Linked DNA regions of Homo sapiens: region 2 is linked to region 1. Evidence: chromatin contacts called from ENCODE Hi-C data. All regions are on one chromosome and are shown on one strand. The core of a region is the stretch at or near the end of the contact, and the rest is flanking DNA. Distances in the headings are between cores, read along the strand shown. Region 1 overlaps CTCFL (CCCTC-binding factor like). Region 2 holds the start of BMP7 (bone morphogenetic protein 7).

Region 1 (6,268 bases), core at 2,614-5,113:
GTAGGCAGCATCATTACATGGGTACTGGGACAAGACTTAGGTGAGCAGCTCAGCCACAATATAAATCTCTGAGATCCGCCTCGATATAAATCTGTAAGATCCACATTCACCTATAGCAGCTGATGCCAGCTGGGAATGACTGTGTCCCCCCCCCACCCCCCCCCCGTCACCTTCAGGGGACACTGGCAATGTCTGGAGACATTTTTATGGTTTTTGCAGCTGGAGAGGAGGGTGCTACTGGCATCTAGTGGTAGAGGCCAGGGTCGCTGCTAACATCCTACAGTGCCCAGAACAGCGCCCTGCCCCCAGCAGACAGCTCTCTGGCCCCAAACGTCTGTAGCGCTGAGGCTAAGAAGCCCTGACTGAAGGCAGTAGTTGAGATCAGAATAGTACCATCTTATCAATTAGATTGTTTTCTAACATGCTTGCTGCCGTGTTCAAATTTAAGTGATGGTTTCCAAAATATATTTGCACAGTTTATAAATTCCAATTCCTTAGCTTTCTGATAAATTTGCTCATCCTGGACTTTTTCTCAAGAAGCTGCTGCTGAGGAGGCTTCCACCACGAAGGGAGAACAGTTCCCAGGAGAGATGTTTCCTGTCGCCTGCAGAGAAACCACAGCCAGAGTCAAAGAGGAAGTGGATGAAGGCGTGACCTGTGAAATGCTCCTCAACACGATGGATAAGTGAGAGGGATTCGGGTTGCGTGTTCACTGCCCCCAATTCCTAAAGCAAGTTAGAAGTTTTTAGCATTTAAGGTGTGAAATGCTCCTCAACACGATGGATAAGTGAGAGAGAGTCAGGTTGCATGTTCACTGCCCCTAATTCCTAAAGCAAGTTAGAAATTTTTAGCATTTTCTTTGAAACAATTAAGTTCATGACAATGGATGACACAAGTTTGAGGTAGTGTCTAGAATTGTTCTCCTGTTTGTAGCTGGATATTTCAAAGAAACATTGCAGGTATTTTATAAAAGTTTTAAACCTTGAATGAGAGGGTAACACCTCAAACCTATGGATTCATTCACTTGATATTGGCAAGGTGGCCCACAATGAGTGAGTAGTGATTTTTGGATATTTCAAAATAGTCTAGACCAGCTAGTGCTTCCACAGTCAAAGCTGGACATTTTTATGTTGCATTATATACACCCATGATATTTCTAATAATATATGGTTTTAAACATTAAAGACAAATGTTTTTATACAAATGAATTTTCTACAAAATTTAAAGCTACCATAATGCTTTTAATTAGTTCTAAATTCAACCAAAAAATGTTTTACTCTTATAAAAAGGAAAACTGAGTAGGAAATGAAATACTAGATTAGACTAGAAAATAAGGAATAAATCGATTTTACTTTGGTATAGGAGCAAGGTTCACCTTTAGATTTTTGTATTCTCTTTTAATTATGCTCCTTGGCAGGTATGAAATTGCCCTGGTTACATTCCATTATTGCTTATTAGTATTTCACTCCATAACCCTTTTTTCTGCTAAAACTACTCTTTTTATATTTGTAAAATAATTGGCAGAGTGAGAAGAAACATAAAATCAGATAAGGCAAATGTGTACCTGTAAGGAATTTGTACTTTTTCATAATGCCCAGTGATTAGTGAGTATTTCCCTTTTGCCAGTTGACAAGATTTTTCCACCCTCGAGCAGCGTGAGAGATGCCTCTTTAACACTTGAAATTCATTTCTATCTGGATACAGAGGCAGATTTTTCTTCATTGCTTAGTTGAGCAGTTTGTTTTGCTGCCAACCTGTCTCCACCCCTGTATTTCAAGATCATTGATAAGCCCTAAATTCAAATTCTTAAGATATGGACCTTTTATTGAAAATATCACAAGTTCAGAATCCCTATACAATGTGAATATGTGGAAATAATTTCCCAGCAGGAAGAGCATTATATTCTCTTTGTACCAGCAAATTAATTTAACTCAACTCACATGAGATTTAAATTCTGTGGGCTGTAGTATGCCATCATTGTGACTGAATTTGTGCAATGGTTTCTTAATTTTTTTACTGTTATTTAAAGATGTTTTACATAATTCAATAAAATGAAATGACTTAAAATTGCTATATTTGTTATATGTCAGCATTGGTCTTTAAAAACATCTTCTTTGTCTGGAGAGAATGTGGAGAAATTGGAACCGTTGTGCACTGTTGGTGGGAATGTTAAATGGTGCAGCCACTGGGGAAAGCAGTATGGCAGTTTCTCAAAAAAAAAAAAAAAAAAATGGAAATAGCATTAGTATCTGACCCACCAATCCCACTTCCAGATATACCGTATACCCAGAAGAACTAAAAGCAGAGTCTGAAAGAGGTATTTGCACACCTATGTTCATAGCAGCATTTTTCAAAATAGTCAAAGATGAAAACAACCCAAATTCCATGGACGGGTGAATGGGTAAACAAAATGTGGTATATACATGCAGTGGAATATTATGTAGCCTTCAAAAGGAGGGAGACCCTCACACATGCTACAACATGGGGGAACCTTGAGGACGTTATGCTGAGTGAAATCAGCTAGTCACAAAAGGACAAGTATTATATGATCTTACTTATAGGAGGTATCTAGAACAGTCAGAGTCATAGAGACAGACGGTAAAGTGATGTTTGCCAAGCACTGAGGGGTGAGGGAGAATGGAGAGTTAGTGTTTAGTGGACACAGTTTATTTGGGATGAAGAAAGAGTTCTGGAGATCAGTCATGGTGATGGCCACACAACAGTGTGAATCTACCTAATCATTCCACTGAACCATACATTTAAAAATAGCTAAAATGGTAAATTTTATGTTGTGTTAGTCCTTTCTCACATTGCTATAAAGAAATACCTGAAACTGGGTAATTTATAAAGAAAAGAGTTTTAATTGACTCATAGTTCCGCAGGCTGTACAGGAAGGATGATGTTGGTATCTGCCTGGCTTCTGGGGAGGCCTCAGGAAACTTACAATCAAGGCAGAAGGCGAAGAGGGAGTAGGCGCGTCACATGGTGAAAGCAGGAGCGAGAGAGGGGGAGGCGCCACACTCCTCTGAACGACCAGATTCCTTGAGAACCGCCACTGTCATGAGGACAGCACCAAGCGGATGGTGCTAAATCATTCCTAAGAAACCGCCCCCGTGATCCAGTCACCTCCTACCAGGCCCCACCTCCAACACTGGGGATTACAATTCAACATGAGCTTTGGCCAGGGACAAATATCCAAACTATATCATGTATTTTACTACAACCAAATGTATGTTAATTTCAAAAACAGATAACATAAATATGTTTGAAAACGCAAGCCAAGTTGGTATCTAAACACTGTTTTAAATAAATAAATAAAACTCCTAGGCCGGGTGCAGTGGCTCACTCCTGTAATCCCAGCACTATGGGAGGCCGAGGCAGGTGGATGACCTGAGGTCAGGAGTTTGAGGCCAGCTTGGCCAACATAGTGAAATCCCATCTCTGTTAAAAATATAAAATTTAGCCGGGCGTGATGGCAGGTGCCTGTAATCCCAGCTACTTGGGGGGCGGAGGCAGGAGAATCACTTGAACCCGGGAGGCGGAGGTTGCAGTGAGCCGAGATTGCGCCACTGCACTCCAGCCTGGGCAATAGAGTGGGACTCCGTCTCAAGACGAAAGCTCCTATAAGCACACTTTTATAAATAGTTGCAGTGTTTCGTGTGTGCAACACCTGTTGAGATGTAGAACAAAATTCAGATGAGATGATCAATACCTACTCAGTTACGTGCGTGACTCTCACCCACACCTGGCAAGAAGGTGAAACACCTGGTCCTCAAGTGCAGTTAGTGCTTTTGATACCAAAATAGATGCAGTGACAATAGTGCCCGCAAGAGGGCAGTCGCTTCTGTCTTTTCCGATATTGAGACAGGTTCACTATTCGAGAGTAGGAAGCACGGAAAGTTATAGCAAAGTCTTGGCGATTTTATTAATTCCGCGATACAGAACGAGAACATTTTTTCCTTGGCAAGGAAGAGAAGGGACCTTTGCAAAACCTGGGAGTGAGGACACCAGTTGGCTCTGAGTTCGTGAATGCTTGGTGAGTGACATGCTTTTGCTTAAAATAGTTTTGAGATCCAGCAGGAAATAATTCCGGAATGTACACCTCTTGCACAGTGTAACATCTCTGTTTTGCAGGGAGGGGGTGTTTAAATTACAACATTGTTTGACAACAGTTTTACTATATAAAGGATGGCTTTTAAACAAACCTAAGACCTGGCTGATGCATGTTAACAGCCTCTATTGTTTGAGATCAGTCACTGAAAAGGCTGGATGGGCGTGATGAAACTGAAGTCATTTTATATGATAAAGTTTGACAGCCTACCTTTTGAAAATGGCAAGATATTTTCCAGATATTATTTCCAGTATAAATGTTTAATTTTTTTTCTGATAACCATTGAATAGTCCCTGTAAATGCATTCTTTATGACTATTAGTCACTAAAGGGCATTGTTAGTTCTGCTTAAATATGTTCCATTCAAGCCTCGGGACATTTGGCTTATCAAATCGACTTTCCGCATCTCCTCATGCTTTCACTGCAGTTTATTTTTAATTGACAGTATCGGATAAACACAGATTTTAAGTTTAAGGAGTGAAATGCTCCTCAACACGATGGATAAGTGAGAGAGAGTCAGGTTGCATGTTCACTGCCCCCAATTCCTAAAGCAGCCTAGTTTATGCTATTTTTAGTAACTTTTGAACCATTTCCAAGGCATGGGTGTGATTATGAACCTGGTTCCTTTAAATCATTATCTTTTAAAGTATGCATAATTTAGCATTTTAAGATGCATATGTTTATTTTTCTGTGCATGGCAGATAGATTACTGTATGGGATGCTCACTGCGCTTTGTCAGGACAAAAAGTGCCATCAACAAACTTAATTAGGCTGGGTCTGGTGGCTCATGCCTGTAATCCCAGCACTTTGGAAGACCAAGGTGGGCAGGGTTGCTTGAGTCCAGGAGTTAAAGACCAGTCTGGGCAACATGGTGAAACCATGTCTTTACAAAAAAAAAAAATATATATATATATATATACACACACACACACACACACACACACACACACACACACACACACACACAAATTAGCCAGATGTGGTGGTATGCACCTATAGTCCTAGCTACTCAGGGGGCTGAGGTGGGAGGATCACCTGAGCCAGGGAGGTTGAGGCTACAGTGAGCCTTAATGACCTCACTGCACTTCAGCCTGGGCAGCGGAATGAGACCCTGTCTCAAAAAAATAAAAAATCTTAATGGAGACCAGGCACCCAGCACTTTGGGAGCAGAGGCAGGAGGATAGCTTGAGCCCAGGAGCTCAAGACCAACATGGGCAACATAGGGACACCCCATTGCTACAGAAAATAAAAATTTAAAAAATCAGCTGGGTGCAGTGACAAGTGACTGTGGTCCTAGCTACTCAGGAGGCTGAGAGGAGCTATTAGCAGCCTTTCTATATGAACTCTGCAGCCAGCTTTCATCCACTGTGGCACAATTAAAGAGTTTTTTTGTTTGAGATAGGGTCTTGCTGTGTCACTCAGGCGGGAGCGCAGTGGTGCAAGCAGCCTCAGGCACTGCAGACTTAACCTCCTGCTTTCACAGATGTTCAAAAAACCGGAGATTCTCTCAGTAGCCAGGCCCTTAGCATTTTATTCTGGGTGGTTCAACCCAAAAGAGCAATTCAGCATCTCTCTGCTGGCCTGTCACCCAGTCTTTGTTCCAGAGCCTCTGGAAGTGACACATGACCCATGCTGTGGAATTTGCCAGGCCTCCTCCACGGAGTGACCAGCACAATTGCATGCCCAGGTGACATGGGAGGGGAGCCAACGAGACCCCAGGTTTGCAGTGGCCAGGCAAGGCCCGGGGGACGGGAGGGAGGCAGCAAGAAGACTTGGGGCCTGACTACACGGTTTCCTCTTCCACCTGGAGGCAGACGCGGTCACGTGGAGTGTGGGCAGGATTCATCAACTCATCTGTCTGACTCTGAGAGTTTGTTTGGAGCTTGTTTGGTCTTATATCTGGGTAATATTCCACCTTTGGTGATACGGACCCATTTCCAAATAAGAGCAACTGGTGCTTTTTAAAAATTAGCCTTACCATGTATTGCCATGAGTAGGATGACTTCAGACGTTTGGATGGATGGATGCAGACAGGTAGATAGTTCCTGATAGATATGTTTTTTTAATTCCATAAAGAATGAGAAATCAGTCGTGAGAAGGCGAGGCCTCCACTTGGGCAAACAGAAGTGAGTTTCCTCACGCAGCTTTTGAGCTCAGT
Region 2 (5,905 bases), core at 1,933-4,432, 230 kb after region 1:
CTGGCATCGGATGCACTCCCAGCCAGATATTTCTTGCTTGCCGGTTTTCATTCATTCATTCATTCATTCATTCATTCATTCATTCGGCATTCACTGAGGGCCTGGTGCAGTCTTGGGGATGCCTCTCGGGGAGGAAACAGGGAAAAGAAAGACCCCCCCACCAAGCATGGATCACAGAAAAGATAAGGCTAAATGGGGGTTTGTGGGACTTCAGAGGAAACCTTATCTCTTGAGGTCTTGGATATGAAGAGCATGTTGTCTCTTCCTCTTGCATGAGAAAAGATGGCGTCTCAGAGGAAGGGTTGCTGGGGTGAGGGATCTGGGAGATGCCTTAGCTTGGCGCCTGCACAGTCAGCCCTCAGTCAACCGGTCTCTTTAGGTTTTGGCTGTGCTTATTACTATTCATTCAACAGGTACTAATTGAGCACCTGCTGTGTGCCAGGCTCAGAATAGGCTCAGGTGAGATGCACAAAGAAGGGTAAACTAGAATCCTTGCTTAGACACTGACGGATCAGTTGTTTCATATGTAAATTGTAGCACCAAGACCTGCTGCCCCTGCCCCCAGCCTCACCTGCTTGTGAAGATCCCTCCAAAAGATTTGAGAGTAGATAAAAAGCAGAGACTACTACTGAAGAACAGGGCTGCTTTGGCTCCTTATTATTTCAGACTTTGGAAGAAAATGACCTCCTTTTTCTCTACTGGCACTGGAGGTGGCATAGCCTGTCCCTAGCAAGCCAGCGCTGGAGGGCGTGTGCAGGGCTGGGGACCGAGCCTGGTTTCTGTTCCCTGCTCTGCAGGGCTCAAGCACTTGCTGTTCCTCCACCTGGGATGCCTTTCCCTGGAAAAGCCTGTCTCTTTCTTGTCTTTCAGGACTCAGGTCAGTGGCATCTCCTCCAAAAACTCCCCTTCCCACCCTCCATCACCTCACCCTGTTTATCTGCGCCCCCGCCCCCACTGCCTGTCACTTATTGCAGGCTGAAGTGACCCAGGCTCTCCAGTTGTACACTCTCAGATGGACCCTGGACGACTGTGGCACTCCTGCAATTTCCCCAGTCTCCCTGGGGTAGGATTCCTGCTTGCCAGGATGCCCACCTTTCCTTCTCCCTCCTGCATGTCCTCCTCTGCCTGGCTTCTGAATTGTTTCCAGAGAGAGTGATAGACAAGATCTGCCTCTCCTTCAGTCCCTGAATCTTATTTAAGGCTCTTGCTTTGCTTCCCTGGCCTGGAGGCCGGCTCCTTGATGGAGTCTGCCATGTGGGTTCGCTCATGGCCATGTCTTCCTGCCCAGCATGGTGCTTGGCCCTGGGACTGGCCACATAATATCTGGGCCAGGTGCAAAATTAGTACGGGGCAGGGGGTACTTTGTTCATAGGTGATTCAGAACCACATATGGTGACCTCAGAGTAGGAAACCAAGTGTGGGGCCCTTAAGAGCTGGGGGGCCCTGTACGACTGTCCAGGTTGCAGGCCCCACAGCTCGCCTCCTGATATCCTGTGCTCCATGCTTGTCTGTTGAAGGAAGGAGTGAATGGATGAAGAGCAGGTGGTGGGGGTGGTTTGAGGGCCTTGCCTGGTGGGTGGGTAGAGGCCCCTCCCTGGCATGGGGCTCAAGACCTGTTCCATCCCACAGCCTGGGGCCTGTGTGTAAATGGCCAGGACCTGCAGGCTGGCATTTTTCTGCTCCTTGCCTGGCCTCTGGCCTCCCCTTTCTCCACCCATGTGGCCCCTCAGGCTGCCATCTAGTCCAAAAGTCCCCAAGGGAGACCCAGAGGGCCACTTGGCCAAACTACTTCTGCTCCAGAAAACTGTAGAAGACCATAATTCTCTTCCCCAGCTCTCCTGCTCCAGGAAGGACAGCCCCAAAGTGAGGCTTAGCCAGAGCCCCTCCCAGACAAGCGCCCCCGCTTCCCCAACCTCAGCCCTTCCCAGTTCATCCCAAAGGCCCTCTGGGGACCCACTCTCTCACCCAGCCCCAGGAGGGGAAGGAGACAGGATGAACTTTTACCCCGCTGCCCTCACTGCCACTCTGGGTGCAGTAATTCCCTTGAGATCCCACACCGGCAGAGGGACCGGTGGGTTCTGAGTGGTCTGGGGACTCCCTGTGACAGCGTGCATGGCTCGGTATTGATTGAGGGATGAATGGATGAGGAGAGACAGGAGAGGAGGCCGATGGGGAGGTCTCAGGCACAGACCCTTGGAGGGGAAGAGGATGTGAAGACCAGCGGCTGGCTCCCCAGGCACTGCCACGAGGAGGGCTGATGGGAAGCCCTAGTGGTGGGGCTGGGGTGTCTGGTCTCAGGCTGAGGGGTGGCTGGAAAGATACAGGGCCCCGAAGAGGAGGAGGTGGGAAGAACCCCCCCAGCTCACACGCAGTTCACTTATTCACTCAACAAATCGTGACTGCGCAGCTACAGTGGCTACCAGGCGCTGGGTTCAAGGCACTGCGGGTACCAGAGGTGCGGAGAAGATCGCTGATCCGGGCCCCAGTGCTCTGGGTGTCTAGCGGGGGTAAGAAGGCAATAAAGAAGGCACGGAGTAACTCAAACAGCAATTCCAGACAGCAAGAGAAACTACAGGAAAGAAAACAAACGTGCGAGGGGCGAGGCGAGGAAACAACCTCAGCTTGGCAGGTCTTGGAGGTCTCTGGGAGGAGAAAGCAGCGTCTGATGGGGGCGGGAGGTGGTGAGTGGGGAGAGGTCCAGGCGGAGGGAATGGCGAGCGCAGAGACAGGCTGGCAACGGCTTCAGGGAGGCGCGGAGGGGTCAGCGTGGCTGGCTTAAAAGGATACAGGGACTGAGGGGCAAGACCGGCTCAAGGGTCACCGCTTCCAGGAAGCCTTCTATTTCCGCGCCACCTCCGCGCTCCCCCAACTTTTCCCACCGCGGTCCGCAGCCCACCCGTCCTGCTCGGGCCGCCTTCCTGGTCCGGACCGCGAGTGCCGAGAGGGCAGGGCCGGCTCCGATTCCTCCAGCCGCATCCCCGCGACGTCCCGCCAGGCTCTAGGCACCCCGTGGGCACTCAGTAAACATTTGTCGAGCGCTCTAGAGGGAATGAATGAACCCACTGGGCACAGCTGGGGGGAGGGCGGGGCCGAGGGCAGGTGGGAGGCCGCCGGCGCGGGAGGGGCCCCTCGAAGCCCGTCCTCCTCCTCCTCCTCCTCCGCCCAGGCCCCAGCGCGTACCACTCTGGCGCTCCCGAGGCGGCCTCTTGTGCGATCCAGGGCGCACAAGGCTGGGAGAGCGCCCCGGGGCCCCTGCTATCCGCGCCGGAGGTTGGAAGAGGGTGGGTTGCCGCCGCCCGAGGGCGAGAGCGCCAGAGGAGCGGGAAGAAGGAGCGCTCGCCCGCCCGCCTGCCTCCTCGCTGCCTCCCCGGCGTTGGCTCTCTGGACTCCTAGGCTTGCTGGCTGCTCCTCCCACCCGCGCCCGCCTCCTCACTCGCCTTTTCGTTCGCCGGGGCTGCTTTCCAAGCCCTGCGGTGCGCCCGGGCGAGTGCGGGGCGAGGGGCCCGGGGCCAGCACCGAGCAGGGGGCGGGGGTCCGGGCAGAGCGCGGCCGGCCGGGGAGGGGCCATGTCTGGCGCGGGCGCAGCGGGGCCCGTCTGCAGCAAGTGACCGAGCGGCGCGGACGGCCGCCTGCCCCCTCTGCCACCTGGGGCGGTGCGGGCCCGGAGCCCGGAGCCCGGGTAGCGCGTAGAGCCGGCGCGATGCACGTGCGCTCACTGCGAGCTGCGGCGCCGCACAGCTTCGTGGCGCTCTGGGCACCCCTGTTCCTGCTGCGCTCCGCCCTGGCCGACTTCAGCCTGGACAACGAGGTGCACTCGAGCTTCATCCACCGGCGCCTCCGCAGCCAGGAGCGGCGGGAGATGCAGCGCGAGATCCTCTCCATTTTGGGCTTGCCCCACCGCCCGCGCCCGCACCTCCAGGGCAAGCACAACTCGGCACCCATGTTCATGCTGGACCTGTACAACGCCATGGCGGTGGAGGAGGGCGGCGGGCCCGGCGGCCAGGGCTTCTCCTACCCCTACAAGGCCGTCTTCAGTACCCAGGGCCCCCCTCTGGCCAGCCTGCAAGATAGCCATTTCCTCACCGACGCCGACATGGTCATGAGCTTCGTCAACCTCGGTGAGTAAGGGCAGGCGAGGGTACGCGTCTCCTTTCGGGGGCACTTTGAGACTGGGAGGGAGGGAGCCGCTTCTTCTATGCAGCCCGCCCAGCTTTCCGCTCCTGGCTGAAATCGCAGTGCCTGCCCGAGGGTCTCCCACCCACAGCCCTATGACTCCCAAGCTGTGTGCGCCCCCAGGTCGGGCGCGCTGGGTTCGGTGAGCCTGTAGGGGTTACTGGGAAGGAGGGATCCTCCGAAGTCCCCTCCATGTTACGCCGCCGGCCGCATCTCTGGGGCTGGAGGCAAGGGCCGTTCAAAGCGCGGGGCTCGGTCATGTGAGCTGTCCCGGGCCGGCGCGGCTCGCGCTACCTGGATGTAAAGGGCCCTTCCCGGCGAGGCTGCCTTGCCGCCCTTCCTGGGCCCCTCTCAGCCCTGCCTGGCTCTGGCATCGCGGCCGTCGCACCCCCTTACCCTCCCTGTCAAGCCCTACCTGTCCCCTCGTGGTGCGCCCGCCTTAGCGTACCGCGCGCTCCGAGCGCCTTGGGGCCCCTCTCCGGGCCGCCGGATGCCCCATTCTCTCTTGGCTGGAGCTGGGGAAGAAACGGTGCCATTGCTAATTTTCTTTGTTTTCTTTCTTTGTTTATTTTTTTCTTTTTTCTTTTTTTTTCTTTTCTTTTCTTTTTTTTTTTTTTTGAGACGGAGTTTCACTCTTGTCGCCCAGTCTGGAGTGCAATGGCGCGATCTCTGCTCACCGCAACCTCTGCCTCCCGGGTTCAAGCGATTCTCGTGCCTCAGCCTCCCGAGTAGCTGGGATTACAGGCATGCGCCACCATGCCTGGCTAATTTTGTATTTTTAGTAGAGACAGGGTTTCTCCATGTTAGGCAGGCTGGTCTCGAACTCCCGATCTCAGGTGATCCTCCCGCCTCAGCCTCCCAAAGTGGTGCTGGGATTACAGGCGTGAGCCACTGTGCCCTGCCGCTAGTCTTCTATTTTAAGTATTTAGTGGTAGGTCCCGGGCCGGCAGAATCTATTTTCAGCATTTACCACGTGTGGCGCGCAAACCACAGGTTTTGGCGATTGGGTTGCGCGGGATCTCAGAGCTGACGCCGCGGGGGCGGCTGGGGGTCCCGGTTTCCGACTGGAGCCGCGACGACCCCGGCGACGCGAGCCTGGGGCTGCAGCGAGGGCCGGGGAGCTCCCCCTCCATATGTGCGCGCACATTCTCCAGACTTGCTCAAACTAACCCCCCGGCAGCGCCAGCGCGCTGCGGGACTGATGATCAAATATTTGGTTTCCGAGATAACACACCCCGATAGCGCTGTTTCCTGAGCCGCTTTCATTCTACTTGTGTAACTTGCTGCGAAAACCCGAACCAAGTCAAGACAGCAAACTCACGCCCACGGGCGCTGTGTCAACATGGAAATAATGATACTGAAGCCCCACGCTGGGCACCTGGGGCGTGGACTGGGGGCGCGGGGGAAGCGCAGATCCGCCTTCATGCTTCCCCCTCCTGATAAGGTCCCTGGAGTTCCCGGGAGGCCATTGTCTGTACTTAATAATAACTAAATCCAACTAGTGAACCAAGCTTCAGCGAGCAAGGGGTGGGAGGTTTAGATGCCAAAATACCTTCAAAAAAGTTTAAATTATACTAAGCAGCCAGTTAAGAAGGAAGCAGCAACATATGACCTGATTTAGAACCATCTCCAAGATGTATGAGGTGGAAAGAAGCAAGGTGCAGATGAGTGGGCTGCATGTGTGCTTGTATATCATCGTGTCCTCCTGGAGGAAGACACCAGGAACTGGAGA

The links. Hi-C counts contacts between places; a loop is a spot of excess contacts on that map. Pooled maps may share reads with other maps.
Region 2: a loop to region 1 is called in a map with no recorded cell type, with 9 times the contacts of the local background. The contact joins the promoter of BMP7 here to the enhancer-like site in region 1. A Hi-C loop is called at or near these places in 1 of 37 single-sample maps with no recorded cell type and 3 of 50 pooled maps.

The regions. Positions count from the first base shown.
Region 1 is chr20:57,492,971-57,499,238 of GRCh38, reverse strand. It overlaps CTCFL (CCCTC-binding factor like), which reads left to right. Exons shown (of 11, transcript NM_001386993.1): 11 at 538-2,073. The coding sequence ends at 689. Among named protein-coding and RNA genes, the nearest start is that of CTCFL, 29 kb to the left of the region's middle. RefSeq lists an enhancer at 329-378 and a silencer at 6,099-6,268. Within about 2 kb of position 3,863, at least 6 of the 41 ENCODE cell types and tissues checked have a DNase peak (open chromatin) inside an H3K27ac peak, as active enhancers do.
Region 2 is chr20:57,263,918-57,269,822 of GRCh38, reverse strand. BMP7 (bone morphogenetic protein 7) reads left to right here and starts at 3,182. Exons shown (of 7, transcript NM_001719.3): 1 at 3,182-4,118. The coding sequence starts at 3,701. LOC112268270 (translation initiation factor IF-2-like) reads right to left here and starts at 3,383. Exons shown (of 2, transcript NR_171651.1): 1 at 3,181-3,383; 2 at 2,536-3,040. RefSeq lists a cis regulatory region at 2,983-3,075, a promoter at 333-3,694 and an enhancer at 4,803-5,518.